Linked DNA regions of Mus musculus: region 2 is linked to region 1. Evidence: chromatin contacts called from ENCODE Hi-C or POLR2A ChIA-PET data. All regions are on one chromosome and are shown on one strand. The core of a region is the stretch at or near the end of the contact, and the rest is flanking DNA. Distances in the headings are between cores, read along the strand shown. Region 1 holds the start of Foxj1 (forkhead box J1). Region 2 overlaps Rnf157 (ring finger protein 157).

Evidence for each region. A loop is a pair of places that touch in the nucleus more often than their neighbours do. ChIA-PET counts read pairs that join two places held with the same protein, here RNA polymerase II (POLR2A).
Region 2: POLR2A ChIA-PET joins it to region 1 with 14 read pairs in Patski. The contact joins the enhancer-like site here to the promoter of Foxj1 in region 1. A Hi-C loop is called at or near these places in 2 of 37 maps with a recorded cell type or tissue (both gastrocnemius). POLR2A ChIA-PET finds 5 or more read pairs at or near these places in 3 of 5 experiments (Patski and embryonic stem cell).

Annotation. Positions count from the first base shown.
Region 1 is chr11:116,333,302-116,340,271 of GRCm38, reverse strand. Foxj1 (forkhead box J1) reads left to right here and starts at 4,918. Exons shown (of 3, transcript NM_008240.3): 1 at 4,918-5,054; 2 at 5,564-6,230. The coding sequence starts at 5,733. Rnf157 (ring finger protein 157) reads left to right here. Exons shown (of 19, transcript NM_027258.1): 19 at 1,442-3,927. The coding sequence ends at 1,566.
Region 2 is chr11:116,384,132-116,391,313 of GRCm38, reverse strand. All of the region lies in intron 2 of Rnf157 (ring finger protein 157), which reads left to right. Among named protein-coding and RNA genes, the nearest start is that of Rnf157, 25 kb to the left of the region's middle. Within about 2 kb of position 1,967, at least 3 of the 3 ENCODE cell types and tissues checked have a DNase peak (open chromatin) inside an H3K27ac peak, as active enhancers do; they include gastrocnemius, where a contact is called at or near this core.

The DNA.
Region 1 (6,970 bases), core at 3,669-6,168:
CCTCTTTCCCACGCCCCAGAGTGCCACCTGCAGAGGGGAAGAAACTCCTTGGACTCATGCTCAGGAGTGGAGAGCCTGTGGGCAAGACCCTGTACCCTTCCTTTCCCAGGGCTGTACTGAGGCCTGTTACTATATAGCCTCACACCAGACCACTCATGCAAAATAAGCAATCAGTACCTGCTTCCTCCTAGCATATGTGCTATTAAGGACTTTCTTCGTGTCTTAGGCTCGCTGAATCTGAGGCTGACTTTGGCCATTTGTAAGTTGGACTCAGGACTGCAATATACAGTTAGCTGGCCTCACTTAATAGAAAAGCCCCACGCCCCCATCTCCGTCCTAGGGCCACACTACCTTTCTGAGCTCCCGGGTGCAAACCTGTAAATGGTTCCTGCAGAAGCTTGCCGAGCAGAGCCAACAAGATGAAGTACCTTCCCTGAACATCCCGAGCCTGGAAAGGAGCAGGGCCTGCCATTGTATAAAACATAGTCGCTCTCCTGGAGAGAACAAAACAGAGCTAACTCGCCAGCTAGAGGGACCTAGGAAACACATGAGGCTCCCCCAAACCAAGCTGGCAGGAACTGCTCACAGGTCATTTCTAGTCAGGTATGTGGCTGGGCACCCTTACGTAGGGCCCCATGCGGGCCTCACAGCCAATCTGTGAGTGCTACCCACTTGTCTCACTGGGCATACGAGAAGGCCAAGCCCCCTAAGGAAGGTGACCTGCCAAAGATCAGACCGTTGGAACCTATGAACTGATCTGAGGCCCGAGTGGATGCAGGTGTGGGTGTGACTAGGAAGAGAAAACAAGGTAGGTAGGTTGCATCAGAGCATGAAACAGAAGCGTCAGGGTTGAGTCTCCACTTGGAGCCACAGATGCAGCCAGAGGCTGGGAGAAGCCAGGGTGATAAACAGCATCTTGGACTGAAAGGTGCTCAGGCGAGGAAGTGGTACAGGTGAAGGTGTGGGCATACACCGTCTCCCACCCAAGGCTTCCCTTCCCTGGCCCCTGCTATGCTGCAGCCCCACCCCCGCCCCTACCCCCCTGCAGACACAGGCTATAGGTCAGGGTGTGCTCTCTGTACACCCACCTTCCATGCAGGAAGCAGCCCAGTTCAGCCTCCTAACTAACACTCCCAAGGCCAGAACCAAGTATGTAACATGCAAGCTGGATGCTAGGTAAGTTCACGAATGAAGAACACCTACAGTCTCCCCATCTGTCCATGGGTTACAGGCAGCGACTACCTAGCTAGGGAGGGGCAGCCGTGGCACCTGCCAGCACCTGCTCCTCACTCTTCCTCTCAGGAGTGGCTCATGCAGCCAGATGTCTCACGTCACACACATCCTGCTAGATTCTGTGTTGACTCCTGTGCTGCTGTACTGGGACACCATGTATGCTTGGCCTAAGGAATGGCTCCCAGAACCTCTGTTGTTCCTTCTCCAGGTACCTGGCAGCATGAGGATAACACTGTCAACTGTCGCCATACCCAGCGCCGGCGCTTATCCTCCAGCAGCCTGGAGGACCCTGAGGAGAACAGGCCTTGTGTATGGGATCCTATGGCTGTCTGAGGGCATCTGCACCTCCACCTGGGCGTCCCCTCCTGTCCTTGCCTTCCATCTGCCCTCACTGGACCACGAGCCTTCTGGTCATCTTCAACAAGACTCGTGGACTTCCTACTCACATGAAGGGAGGACGATGCGCAACCCTCCACCCACCTGCCTCATCGCCTGTAACCGCGATTCTTACCCTCTCAGAAAGAACCAGAAGCCTTCCCTCTGTGGGCTAATACGTGCCAGCCAAACCTGTGGGCCAGCTGAGCTGAGGGTCAGGGCTGGTTGTTTCTGTAGGCTTTCTCTTCTGAGTGGAGACCAAGAAGACTGAAGAGTTTGGCAGCCTTGTTAGACGCCCATGGACAGGTTTTGGTCTCTGGCACTCATAAACAATTAGAAACCTAACTTGAACTGGTTGGGAACTTGCTCCATGAGGAAGGCCATCCACTCCGGCCTCCCAGAACACCAGGAGCTCCTTGCCCACGCCTAAGGGAGAGGGTAGCCACCGAACTATTGGTTGGAAGCCAGATCTAACAGAGTTGGTCTCCTGCACCTCCGGTGTCCACAGTTAGGAAGATACCCCTTGCAAGGCCTGTCCTCCTCCAGTGCAGTCAGGAAGGCCTACTGGGCCACTTCCCTGCAGTGCTTGGGCAGGCTCTTCCCATATCGTCACTACAGCCACTGAGGGGGTCTTGAACCCAGCTAACCACTTCTCTGCCCTCTTTGTAATAGCTGAAGAACTAGGCTAAGAGCTGAGGCCCAGTGGTTCTCAAACTGGTGCACAGGAACACCAAAGGAATGGTGGAGGCTCTGGGGCCAGAGGATTAGGAGACCTCCCTACCCTAGTGCATTCCTCCCCTGCCTTTCAGATGGGATAGATGAGAGGTGGGCTCACCAGTGCTGAGAGATGCTGTCAGGTTAGCACTCAAAGCCATAGCAGCAAGCTGGCAGGAAATTGTTGGGTTCAGTGGGTTTTAACATGGCTCTAAAGTAGATGCCTATCTAGTGGCTTTTGGAACAGAAAGTCGTTCAGCGGAACATGAGATGGTTTGGGGATCAAGATTAGTGACAGTCACTTATGAGGGTGCGATACGAGGAGCTTTAGACTTGCAAGTGTGTTCTTTGAAAGGCTTTCCCCAAAATGCCAGTGCCCAGGATCCTGAGGGGAGGTCGGGGGTGGAGAGTCCGGCTGCAAACTTGCCATGTGGCTGGGAATGACCTTGAACTTCGGGTTTTCCTGCCGGTACTGCCCAAGAGTTAGGATCACAGGCCTGCACCACCGCACAGCTCTCCTTTCCATGGTAATCCCACTGTTAGGGGCTCTGCTGCGCTGCGGGACGTGGGACAGGCTGAGCTTCAGATCCCATGTTGCCCCTTCTGAACACCCTGCTTCCCGTCTTTTACTTCCTCAGCATCCCGAGGGCCCCTCCCTCCCACACTTAAGGTTTACACCAGTGTAGGCTGAGCAATATCCACACCTCCTCAAAAACCAGAACAGAAACAACAGGGAAGTTCCCTGAGCCTGGGACGGCTGCACGGCTGCACGTAGCCCTTCTCCCCTGGCAGGCAGTAGGTAAGCGGTGTTCACAGTGTGGTGTGACCTGGGAGGAGGGGAAGAAGCTGAGATGAAGGAGATTCGGGTAAACAGTAGCCACAGTGGCCAGGAACCCTCGAAAAAGCCATTATAATCAGCCCTTCCGTCTCCCTTCACAAGTGCTCAGCCTGAATTCCATAATCCAGGCACCCAGGTTAGCATACCCTTTGCTCTGCCTTGCTCATTCCGCCCCTCACTCTGCCCTTTTACTTCTTGGCAAGCAGAAATAGCCCATTCACAGGGTGGCCCACTGTCAGCTGCCACACAACCCAGTCCATTTGGGAACCATCCCTTTCTTGGGGCTCAAATGTACAGAGTCAGGCATGTTCTCCTGGTGCCGTTGGCTCCTCATCACACAGTATCTGCACCTTTCCATGCTTGGTACTGCCCAGATCTTGGCCTCCTCAAAGAGCCTTTTTGCTTTACCTAATTTCATCCCACCAGAGTGTCTATCCCCTGTGACATCTGCCAGGCACAGACTCAAACCCTAAGCCATCCATCCCACTGGGGAACTAGTCCTGTCCATCTGGTGTTGGCGTGCTGGCTGCACACTTTGTTTTAGGGCCTGAACACCTGTGTGTATGTGTGTGTGTATGTGTGTGTGTGCGTGCGTGTGCTCTGTATGTGCCATCTGTGTACCCCTCACATTCATGGAGTACACTTATAGGCACATTACAGTGGGGACATCAAGATGCAATATTTATGGATTGCTGCATGATTCTTAAAAGTGAATAAAACTGTTTACAGGGGCAAGGGAGCCATTAATTACAACGTGAATTCGTTTGTGAACGTATTCGTTTCAGTCAGTGGCTCAGGCTCTTTTTAGTATTTCTGCAGACCTGGGTACAAGGCCAGCTCCATTCCTGACTGCCCTACCTGCTTCTGCATCTGCCTTAAACCCGATCACTTCCAATCCTGCAGCTCGTCAATTATTAAAGAACCCCAAAGCTGATGGCAATAGGGAAAGCTAGGGCCCAGAATCCCTTATGCTTAGTAGTTCCCATCACTTAACCAGTTCCTGGCTAAATCAGTAGAACAAATGACCTCTTTGAGAATCTTGCAGGCCCAGGGCTTTTCTGTTTTTTGCCGGCTGGCTCTGCTTCCTAGACTGTCTGAAAGGGCAGCACCTCCGCAGATGCCCCTGGAATGCCAGCTTCCGGGAACTTGAGCAGGGTGAGTGGGCGAGCTGCTTACCGGGAGACGCTGGGTTACCCTACCCGCCTCGGTGTGTCTGCGAGCTGTGTGGCCGTTTCTGCGGATTATAAGCGACAGGTGGCATCAGAGAGTCAAACTTGCCTGTGGGCACCAGAGAAGACACTCGGGGACCAGGGAAAGGCCCCAGAAACCAGACAAAGGCCACTGGCAGCCCGGTGAGGGCAAAGACTTCAAGGGCACGGTTCCCCGAGACTTGGTCTGCAGAATCCGGGGCTGGGTCCCCTCAGCGGTCAAACCCGACGCGTTGGGGGAGGGGTTCCCGGGGCCTCGAGCGGGAGCCGAGCACCCGCCGTGAGACCCAGCGCGGGGCCCTCGGGCGGGAATGCACAGAGTCGGATCTCGGTGGCGGGTAGGGGGCTGGGTGGCGCGGGAGAGGGCGGCAGAACCAGAGAGTTCCAGAGAGTTGCCGCCAGAGGAGCTGCAAGGGCCCGCGGTCTCCTTGGAGACGTACTGGCCAATGACAGCAGCGGAAGCTGTTTATGGGGGCGGGGCGTCGCCATGGCAGCAGAAGAAGCCTTCCGAGCGTCTACTTAATGCCGGTCCCCGGGCCGTCGGCGCTCAGAGAAGCGCCGTCGGGCGAGGGGGGGGGGCGCGAAGAGGGGCGCCAGCACAGCCCTCGAGCTGGGGACAGAGAACCGCGGGAGGTGGGAGGAACTTCTTCCAGAACCTTCCTCTGGCTGGCTGCGCTCTGAGCCAGGTAAGGGACTGGGAGGGCTGTGGACCACGGGATGGGAGGGCGTCGGGACCTGCTGGCTATCCAGTCCATCGGTCGCCCACAGAAGTAGTGGGGCCACGAAAATGAAATCTGAGGAGTTCGGGAGATCGCTTCCTGCTCCTCCATAACTCGGTCCTGTGACCTTCCTTTCCCGAGACCCTTCATCCTAACACCTCTTTTCAAGGATCAGATGACCTACTTTGCCCCAGCCGCGTCGTACTGACCCCCCTGGACTATTGGGATGTGATCTTAGTTTCCCACTCTTTGGGGAAAAGAGTTAGTTTGGGCCTTCCTACCCTCTTCCCTCATTGTGGCCAACAAACCCTTCAAGGGCAGATGGAGAGAGGTGGAGACGCAGGATCAGACCAGGGTCCTGTGTTTCCCTGACCTCGCCACAGGCTGCGGGGATGAATGTGAGGGGCTCCCCCCCTAAGGCGCCTCTTTCCTCTCGGGGTAGGGGAAGAGTGTTCAGTTCCGTGGTGCTCCCGCAGGCCTCACATTCGTGTTCGGAGGAGGCGACCCCCTGGGTCGCAGAATGGAAGTGAGTGTTCTGGAGACTGTGTAACTGGAGTCTGGGTTACCAGCGGGCCAGAGAGCGCGGCGGGCCACTCCGGCTCAGCCTGTGGATGTTGACCGCCCCTTCGGAGAGTCCCCGCAGACATGGCGGAGAGCTGGCTGCGCCTCTGCGGAGCGGGTCCCGGAGAGGAAGCCGGGCCGGAGGGCGGCATGGAGGAGCCGGACGCCCTGGATGACAGCCTGACCAGCCTGCAATGGCTGCAGGAATTCTCCATTCTCAACGCCAAGGCTCCCACTCTTCCCCCAGGAGGCACAGACCCCCACGGCTACCACCAAGTGCCGGGCTTGGTGGCGCCCGGGTCACCGCTGGCGGCAGACCCTGCCTGCCTTGGGCAGCCGCACACACCCGGCAAGCCCACATCGTCGTGCACATCTCGAAGCGCGCCCCCGGGGCTGCAGGCCCCGCCCCCTGACGACGTGGACTATGCCACCAACCCACACGTGAAGCCACCCTACTCCTATGCCACTCTCATCTGCATGGCCATGCAAGCCAGCAAGGCCACCAAGATCACTCTGTCGGCCATCTACAAGTGGATCACGGACAACTTCTGCTACTTCCGCCATGCAGACCCCACCTGGCAGGTAGGGGGAGGAGAGGTGCGGGTGGTGGCCACTCCCTCCTCACGACCTCCTTCTGGCACTTAGCCAGGCTCGCATACCAGATCTGCAAGGCCAAGGAGACACCTGGCTGTGAGGTCAGGCCTCATGAGAGGCCTGACCACTCTGCCAGGTTCTGAAACTGCTCCCTTGTCTGGAGCCAAGGCCCTGGAGGTACAGACGAAGTTGTAGAAGAGGGACCAATAGGGCCCGGTGTAGCCTCATGTGGGATGTAACACTAAGGCACATTCTTGTCCCGTGTCCGAAAATTCCTAGACAATGATCTGCCCGAGGAATTAGTCAGAACTGGACTCTGAAATGGAACCTAGGTGACCTCCCTGCCAACTTCTGCACCCTGCGTCTAGAGAGTAGGGCAGAGATGAGCCCCTCTGGGTACAAAGATCAGTTGTCCAGGTGGAGGGGTCAGGAAGTCATCCTGAAGCCACTGACCAGCCTCCCACCTCAGCTCCTCCCCAGTTTCCTGCCCCCACCCCCACCCTCTCAGCCAGCCTCCCTAGGGGGGCAATTACCTGAGCCAGGTGCTTTCCACAGGGGCACTTCTGCTGCAGTGGCTTCGGGTTCTAAATCTCCAGAACCTGGCACAGAGCAGCCAATGGGCCAGGCTGCCGTGTAAACATCTCAGCCCTGCTGGCCAAAGGGTGCCCACTCACTGCCCACCTGCCTTGCTAGCATAGCCTGGGCCCCTGGACACCAGTGTGGTGTGA
Region 2 (7,182 bases), core at 718-3,217, 54 kb before region 1:
GTCCTGTATCAGAAATTTGGACCTTTTCTGTGGCTATCTGTAGACCCCACTGACTTAAAGTTTTAAGTAGAAAAGGATATGCCTTTTGTAGCATGGTAAGGTCTTTATGGCACAGGAGGATGTCATCCATGTAAAGGAGCAAAATTAAAGAGGGGAATTGTTTCCTCACTGGCAAAAGAGCTTCTTGTACATAAAGTTGGCACATTGTAGGACTATTGGACATTCCCTGTGGTAAGACCTTCCATTGATACCTCTTATCAGGTTCAGCAGAATAAGCTCTCTGACCCGTTAACAAGTCAAAAGTCCAATCTCTCTGCTCTGGAGTTAAAGCAGCAGCGTTTGCTCGGTCCTGCGCCTGTGCAGCCTCTCGCCACAGAGATCTCCATTCCAAATATTTGCCCATATTAGGGAGAGCGGCTTTTGCAATCATTTGCCAATCAGCAGGCGTTAGTGCCATGCCAGCGAGCCTGTCTAACTGCGCCAAGGTAAAATTAGCATTGGTTCCGTATTTACGAACCGACTCGGCAATTTCCTTAATCTGTACGTATTCTACCGGAGCGTGGACACGCCCACCCTCGGCTCCTTCAAAGACTGGAAATGCCTGTTCTATTTTCCTTTGTTCCTCTCGGGGAATGAATGAGTCTGCGCACTGCCTCTCTGCGCATTGCTGACGCACTACGGGCTGACGCACTACGCAGGGCGGGGACTCCGCATAGGGCGGGAGTGCACCTGGTAGCCGATTGCCCTGAGGCCAATTAGCAAACTGGCCTTCGCCAGCCGCTTTTGGCTTTTTCCTTAAATGACTAGTTAGCACTTTACTTGGCGGCTGGTATCCTTTTCTTTCATAATGAGCCGCTTTTTTCTCCCAGTCTGTTTCTTCAGAGCACAGGCTCCTTCTCCTAGAGACCTCCGCTAATTGATCTTTTTTCTTCTCCCTTTTTCCTCTTTTTCTTCTAATCTCTCTCCAGGTATTCCTACCTGACCTTAACTTTTCCTCGGGTTCAAGACCCTTGGAAAGGCCTGTATACTTACCGTTTCTCCTTGCTCCTACTCTCTCTCCCCGCTTTACTTCTGATAGACTGTCCTGAATTTCCTCTAGAATTTTCAGCCCTATCTTAAGCACTATATAACATGTGAAAAGGAACAGAAGGGCTTCTAACACTAGAAAAAATTTAAGGCCAAACATAACTTGTAAAGCCATTTTCCACTTTACTTCTGATAGACTGTCTTGAATTTCCTTAGAAAGTTCAAGATCAGACTTACCTCGTTCCCCAGCTGAAAAGTTCTGAATTCATACAGTTGAATCCTTCTTAACAGTCTGCTTTACGGGAACCTTTATCACCGTCGTTCCCCAGCTGATGAGTTCTGAATTCGGCAGTTGAATCCTTCTCAACAGTCTGTGTTACGGGAACCTTTATAAACGTGATTCGCAGTTCTGGTTCTGGAATGAAGTATCCCTCCTGCGCCAGTCCGGAGTTTTTTCTCGTCCCGGATTTTCTCGTCCCGGAATTCGGCACCAATTGTTATTAGACGCGTTCTCACGACCGGCCAGGAAGAACACCACAGACCAGAATCTTCTGCGGCAAAGCTTTATTCTTACATCTTCAGGAAAAGAGAGCAAGAAGCAAGAGAGAGAAAAGCAAGAGAAAGAGAAAAGCAAGCAAGAGAGCGAAAAAGCAAGAGAGAGAGAAAACGAAACCCCTTTCCTCTTTAAAGAGAACAACAATTGCCTAGGGCGCATCACTCCCTGATTGGCTGCAGCCCATGGCCGAGCTGACGTTCACGGGAAAAACAGAGTACAAGTAGTCGTAAATACCCTTGGCTCATGCGCAGATTATTTGTTTACCAACTTAGAACACAGGATGTCAGCGCCATCTTGTGACGGCGAATGTGGGGGCGGCTTCCCACACCCTCCTTAGGCTAGGGACGGCTTTAGAGATTTGGGGCTGCTGAGTGACTCAGAGAAATTGTGTTCAGGAAGGTTGCCAATGCTGGCTCTCATCCTGTCCCAGGTGACCCCTCTCCTACCATAGTACTTTGTATACTAATTTTCTAAGTAAAGGTGCAGAGGCATGTCTCTCAGCACAGTGCTGAGATGAGTTCTGTGAATTCATGGGGAGTGTGGGCCAAATAGCAAGTTCTAGGCCAGTCTGTGCGTGCGTGTATTTAGATGGCCTCTTCTGCCTGTAACGATGACTTGAAGACAAGCAAAAGCGTCTTGTATATAGGTGTACTTATGATGGCACACTTTCCCCCAGGTGAGTCACCTCGGTTACATCTCCGTGCAGGACCCTGCGTGACTGAGCTCCTCCTGAATTCCTAGGTAGCAGCCTTGACCTTAACTCTGAGGCTCCCCACCCCCACCCCGGAGGAGTATTCACATTGGTGTTCTTGTTGGTATGTTGGTTTCTGTAGTACCCATCGTGTGTGTTTAATGCTGAACAGAGATTTATTTAATGTATGAGTACACTGTAGCTGTCCTCATACACACCAGAAGAGGGCATCAGATCCCACTACAGATGGTTGTGAGCCACCATGAGGTTGCTGGGAATTGAACTCAGGACCTTTGGAAGAGCCAGTGCTCTTAACCTCTGAGCCATCTCTCCAGCCCCTAGAGATTTTTTTTCTAAATCATATTAAGTCAGCTATGGGGTTCATGCCTATAATGTGGTACTTCAGAAGCTGAGGTGGGAGGGGGTCAAGTCTGAGGCCAGTTTGGGTTATGTGGAGACACTTTCAAAAGCCAAAATAGGCCGGGCGGTGGTGGCGCACGTCTTTAATCACAGCACTTGGGAGGCAGAGGCAGGCGGATTTCTGAGTTTGAGACCAGCCTGATCTACAGAGTGAGTTCCAGGACAGCCAGGGCTACACAGAGAAACAAACCCTGTCTCGAAAAACCAAAAAAAAAAAAAAAAAAAAAAAAAAAAAAAAAAAAGCCAAAATAGTCCAGCAGTGATGTCTCATTTCTATATAACTCTAGCACTCTGGCCCAGTGATGGTGGCACTTTTAATCCTGGCACTCAGGAGGCAGAGGCAGGAGGATGTCTGTGACTTAAATTCTAGTCTGGTTTACCGAGTTCCAGGACAGCCAAGGCTACACAAAGAAACCCTCTCTTGAAAAGCAAATGAGCAAACAACCCTAGCACTTGGGATATTGAGGCAGGAGAATCATTGTGAGGCCAGTCCGGTCTATAACACGAGACACTGTCTCTAAAATAGAAAGCAGTGTACAGGATGAATGTAGCGTGCATCTCCCTCTCTCTACTCACATGTATTGAGCCCTTCCTAGCTCAGTTGTCTTAGGCAGTGTATGTGTGTTATCTCATCTTGTCTTCAGCCTAATGAGAACGGCGCTCATTCAGCAGGCGCACAGAGCCACAGAGTTGAATATTACCAAGCCTGCCAGGGAGCCAGTCAGCTTCTGACCTCACCGTGCTTCAGAGCCTCAGCACTCTGCTGTTGGGTCATGGTCAGGCACACCCAGTCTGTCCCACATTCTGCCCAGGAACCCTTGTGTGGATCACCAGGAGCACTTTGTAGGTTTGGTTGAGATCTAAAAGGGCTCAAGGATTGCTGTGCCCTCCTGGAGCATTCCCTCAGAGAGTAAGCATGTGGTGTGTAATTCCATCTGCTGAGCTGACCTCTGGCTTTGCCAGGGTGCTCTTTAGGTTTGATTGGGGGACATCCTGAAACTGAGAGTAGACACGGGGCTTTAGTTCTGTAGAACTGACTCGACTCTCAAGTGACAGCGCTGGGTGTCTGCTCGTGAGCATCAAGTTACAGAGCAGAGAAGACAGCCTTTTAAAGCCATCCAGCAGCAGGGGGCAAGAGCCACTCCTCTTTCCAGAGGGGGGAGGGGGAGGATGACAGAATGAGAACCGCATTGAAATTAATTGTCACATTGAGATATAAATGCCACAGACTTCCTGGCTCCCCGGGTCTGTAGGATTTAACAGGTATTTCCTGCCATCTTTTCCCAGTGGGCTGCAGAGAAGCCTTCCAGGCTAGGGATCGGCCCCCGCCCCCCCCCCCCCCCCCCGCCCTGCACACTGCCTCAAGGCAGACTGTTAGTCAGCTCTCAGGGTTGGATTTGCATGAATGAGTGTGTGGATGTCCAGAAAGGTGGCGGAAGAGAGTGGGAATCAGGGTTTAAAGTCTTATTTTTTATCTTGCCGTTAACCTCTGTGAGACCATGGAAGGTCTCAGATTGCACACTTATAAAGCAGGGATGGTGCTGACTTGAGAGGAGTGCAGTGCTTGGAAGATGCCTTCAGATTGCTGGATGAGAAGCAGCCTGGGACAGTGACAGCTATATTTGCCAGCCTCTCCTCCAGTTATCTCTTCAGCTGCTGCTCATTGTGGGCAGATGGACCATCCGTTGTGTCTTTACGTTATCGTTTATTGGCTTGTCTTTAGAGTGCTACATGTCAAACATACAGCCTCATGCATGGGAAGCAAGTCACCTACCGTTGAGCTCTGCACCCTTAGCATGTACGTTGGGTTCAAGGTATTGGTTGGTTTTTTTTTTTTGTTTGTTTGTTTGGTTGGTTGGTTTTGGCAGTGTTTTCCTACGTAGTGCAGACTGGCCCCAAATTCAAGATGCTTTTGCATTATCTGCATAGAGCTGGGGTTATAAATGCGCACCCCACTCCCAGCTTCTTCAGTGCTGTAGTAGGCGATGCCCTGGGCTTCCAAAGGCCTCTGGGAACCACAGCAAAGAAATACACAGTAGAGTCCATCCCGGTCCTGGAAAGTGCAGGCAGAGCAGCTGCTGGCCTCTCTGCCCCCTTGGTTAGAGTTAGTTTGCAGAAGAAAACCAGTGAAGCTCTAAGTTACTTAGTCAGTGGGAGCTGTCTCTGCCACACTGTCCTCTCGCTGTCCTCTCTGCTTGCGGCCAGGAGTCCATGTAACATTCCTCGAGTTCCTGGGGAAACTGCTGCATTTTAGCCAGTCCTGACAGTTCCCCTCATGCTGTGTTCTCTGAAGTGGTTTGTTTCATGCCTTGCCCCTCGTACACTCTGCAGCAAGGCCAATAAGAACCGAGGAGCACGTGTGTGCTTGGCTTCCCAGTCTTCTAGAGATGTGCCCAAAAGCTGTGCCAAATGCAGTGTCTGCAATTGTATGCTCTTATTAGCATGTGTGCAGGGGGATGCCCTGCCAAGCATCCTACCACTGAGCAGGCACATTATTTTGACAGACGTCTCAGGTGGCCCAGGCTGGCTTCAACCTTGCTGTGTAGCAGAGGCTTTGAACTCCTTCTGATCTTCACCTCTATCTTTCTTCCTTCCTTCCATTCTTTCTTTGTTCCTTCCTTTCTTTCTTTTTTAAGTGATTTTAAAAAAATTAGTGCTTTGTTTATTTTTATTTTATGTGCTTTAGTGTTTTGCCTGCATGTGTGTCTTCATTACAGTGCCAGATCCCCTGGAGCTGGAGTTGCAGACTGTTAGGAGCTGTAGTGTGGGTGCTGGGAATTGAACCCAGGTCCTTTGGAAGAGTAGCCATTGCTCTTAACTGATGACCCATCCATGTCTCCAGCCCTGCCTCTACTTTTCAAGTGCTGATTTTTAGAAGTGCCGTGACACTCAGCTAGAGACAAGGTGTACTGGCTGGTTTTGTGTCAGCTTGACACAGCTGGAGTTATCACAGAGACAGGAGCTTCAGTTAGGGAATGCCTCCATGAGCTCAGGCATTTTCTCAATTAGTGATCAAGGGGGAGGGCCCCTTGTGGGTGATGCCATCTCTGTGCTGGTAGTCTTGGTTCTATAAGAGAGCAGGCTGAGCAAGCCAGGGGAAGCAAGCCAGTAAGTAGCATCCCTCCATGGCCTCTGCATCAGCTCCTGCTTCCTGACCTGCTTGAGTTCCAGTCCCAACTTCCTTTGGTGATCAACAGCAATGTGGAAGTGTAAGCTGAATAAACCCTTTCCTCTCCAACTTGCTTCTTGGTCATGATGTCTATGTAGGAATAGAAACCCTGACTTAGACACAAGGTTTTTTCCTTTCTTTCTGTCTTAAGAAAAACAATTTTGGTGCCAGGCGTGGTGGCACACACCTTTAATCCCAGCACTTGGGAGGCAGAGGCAGGCAAATTTCTGAGTTTGAGGCCAGCCTGGTCTACAAAGTGAGTTCCAGGACAGCCAGGACTACACAGAGAAACCCTGTCTCAAAAAAGAAAAAAAAAAAAATCCCTGTCTCAAAAAAACATAAAAGAAAAAGAATAAAATGTTTTGCCAGCATGCCACACACACGTACGAAGGTGGAGGATGGTTTTCAGGAATTCCTCCTCTCCTCCCGCTGTGAGTTCCAGGATCAAATTCTGGTCCTCAACTTGTGCATGTGGTCTTGCTATGGTGCCTAGGCGCCTCACATCCCTCCCTCCCTCCCTCCCTCCCTCCCTCCCTCCCTCTCTCTCTCTTTCTTTCTTTCTTTCTTTCTTTCTTAGATTTATTTATTTATTATATGTGAGTACACTGTAGCTGTCTTCAGACACTCCTGAAGAGGGCATCAGATCTCATTACAGATGGTTGTGAGTCACCAACTGGTTGCTGGGATTTGAACTCAGGACCTTCGGAAGAGCAGTCAGTGCTCCTAACCACTGAGCCATCTCTCCAGCCCCTGCCTCACTTTTCTAACTAGCTAAAATGATTGGATTTTACTGCAGTACCCATCTCAGGCCAGGTTGTTAACAGGAACTTACTAGTGTATTAACTTGTGAAGTAGGGGCTTGCACATAGTAACCGTAGGAGTGAGGTCGGGAGGCAGGGAGAGAGAAAGAGGAGCTTTCAGTCAGCCTTGCTGCCATTTGATATTCCTGCAGAAAGCAGGGTTGAGTAAGCCGACTCACCCCTCACTCTGATGTGCCGAGCAAGCACTGGGAGAGAAGATTAGGTGTCCTGGCATGGAGAGTGCGGGCCTGTTTTCTAGAGCAAGGGCATCTGAGAGGCTTGAGCAGGATGTCCAAGGCCGGAGAGCTGGGGAGGCACCAGAAGTGACCTGACAGCAGCAAGAAAAGCACAGAGCAGGAACAGCGACTGTGTCTTCCAGCGCAACACAGGAGCAGTGGTTGTGGCTCCCAGCACAGAGCTGTGTGGGTGCCACTCAGAGGGGAAACCGAGAGGACAGCGGGCCCGTGTCTGAAGGGCCGTGACTGGCATACCAAGTGTGCTTGGCCTCCGACGGGCTGAA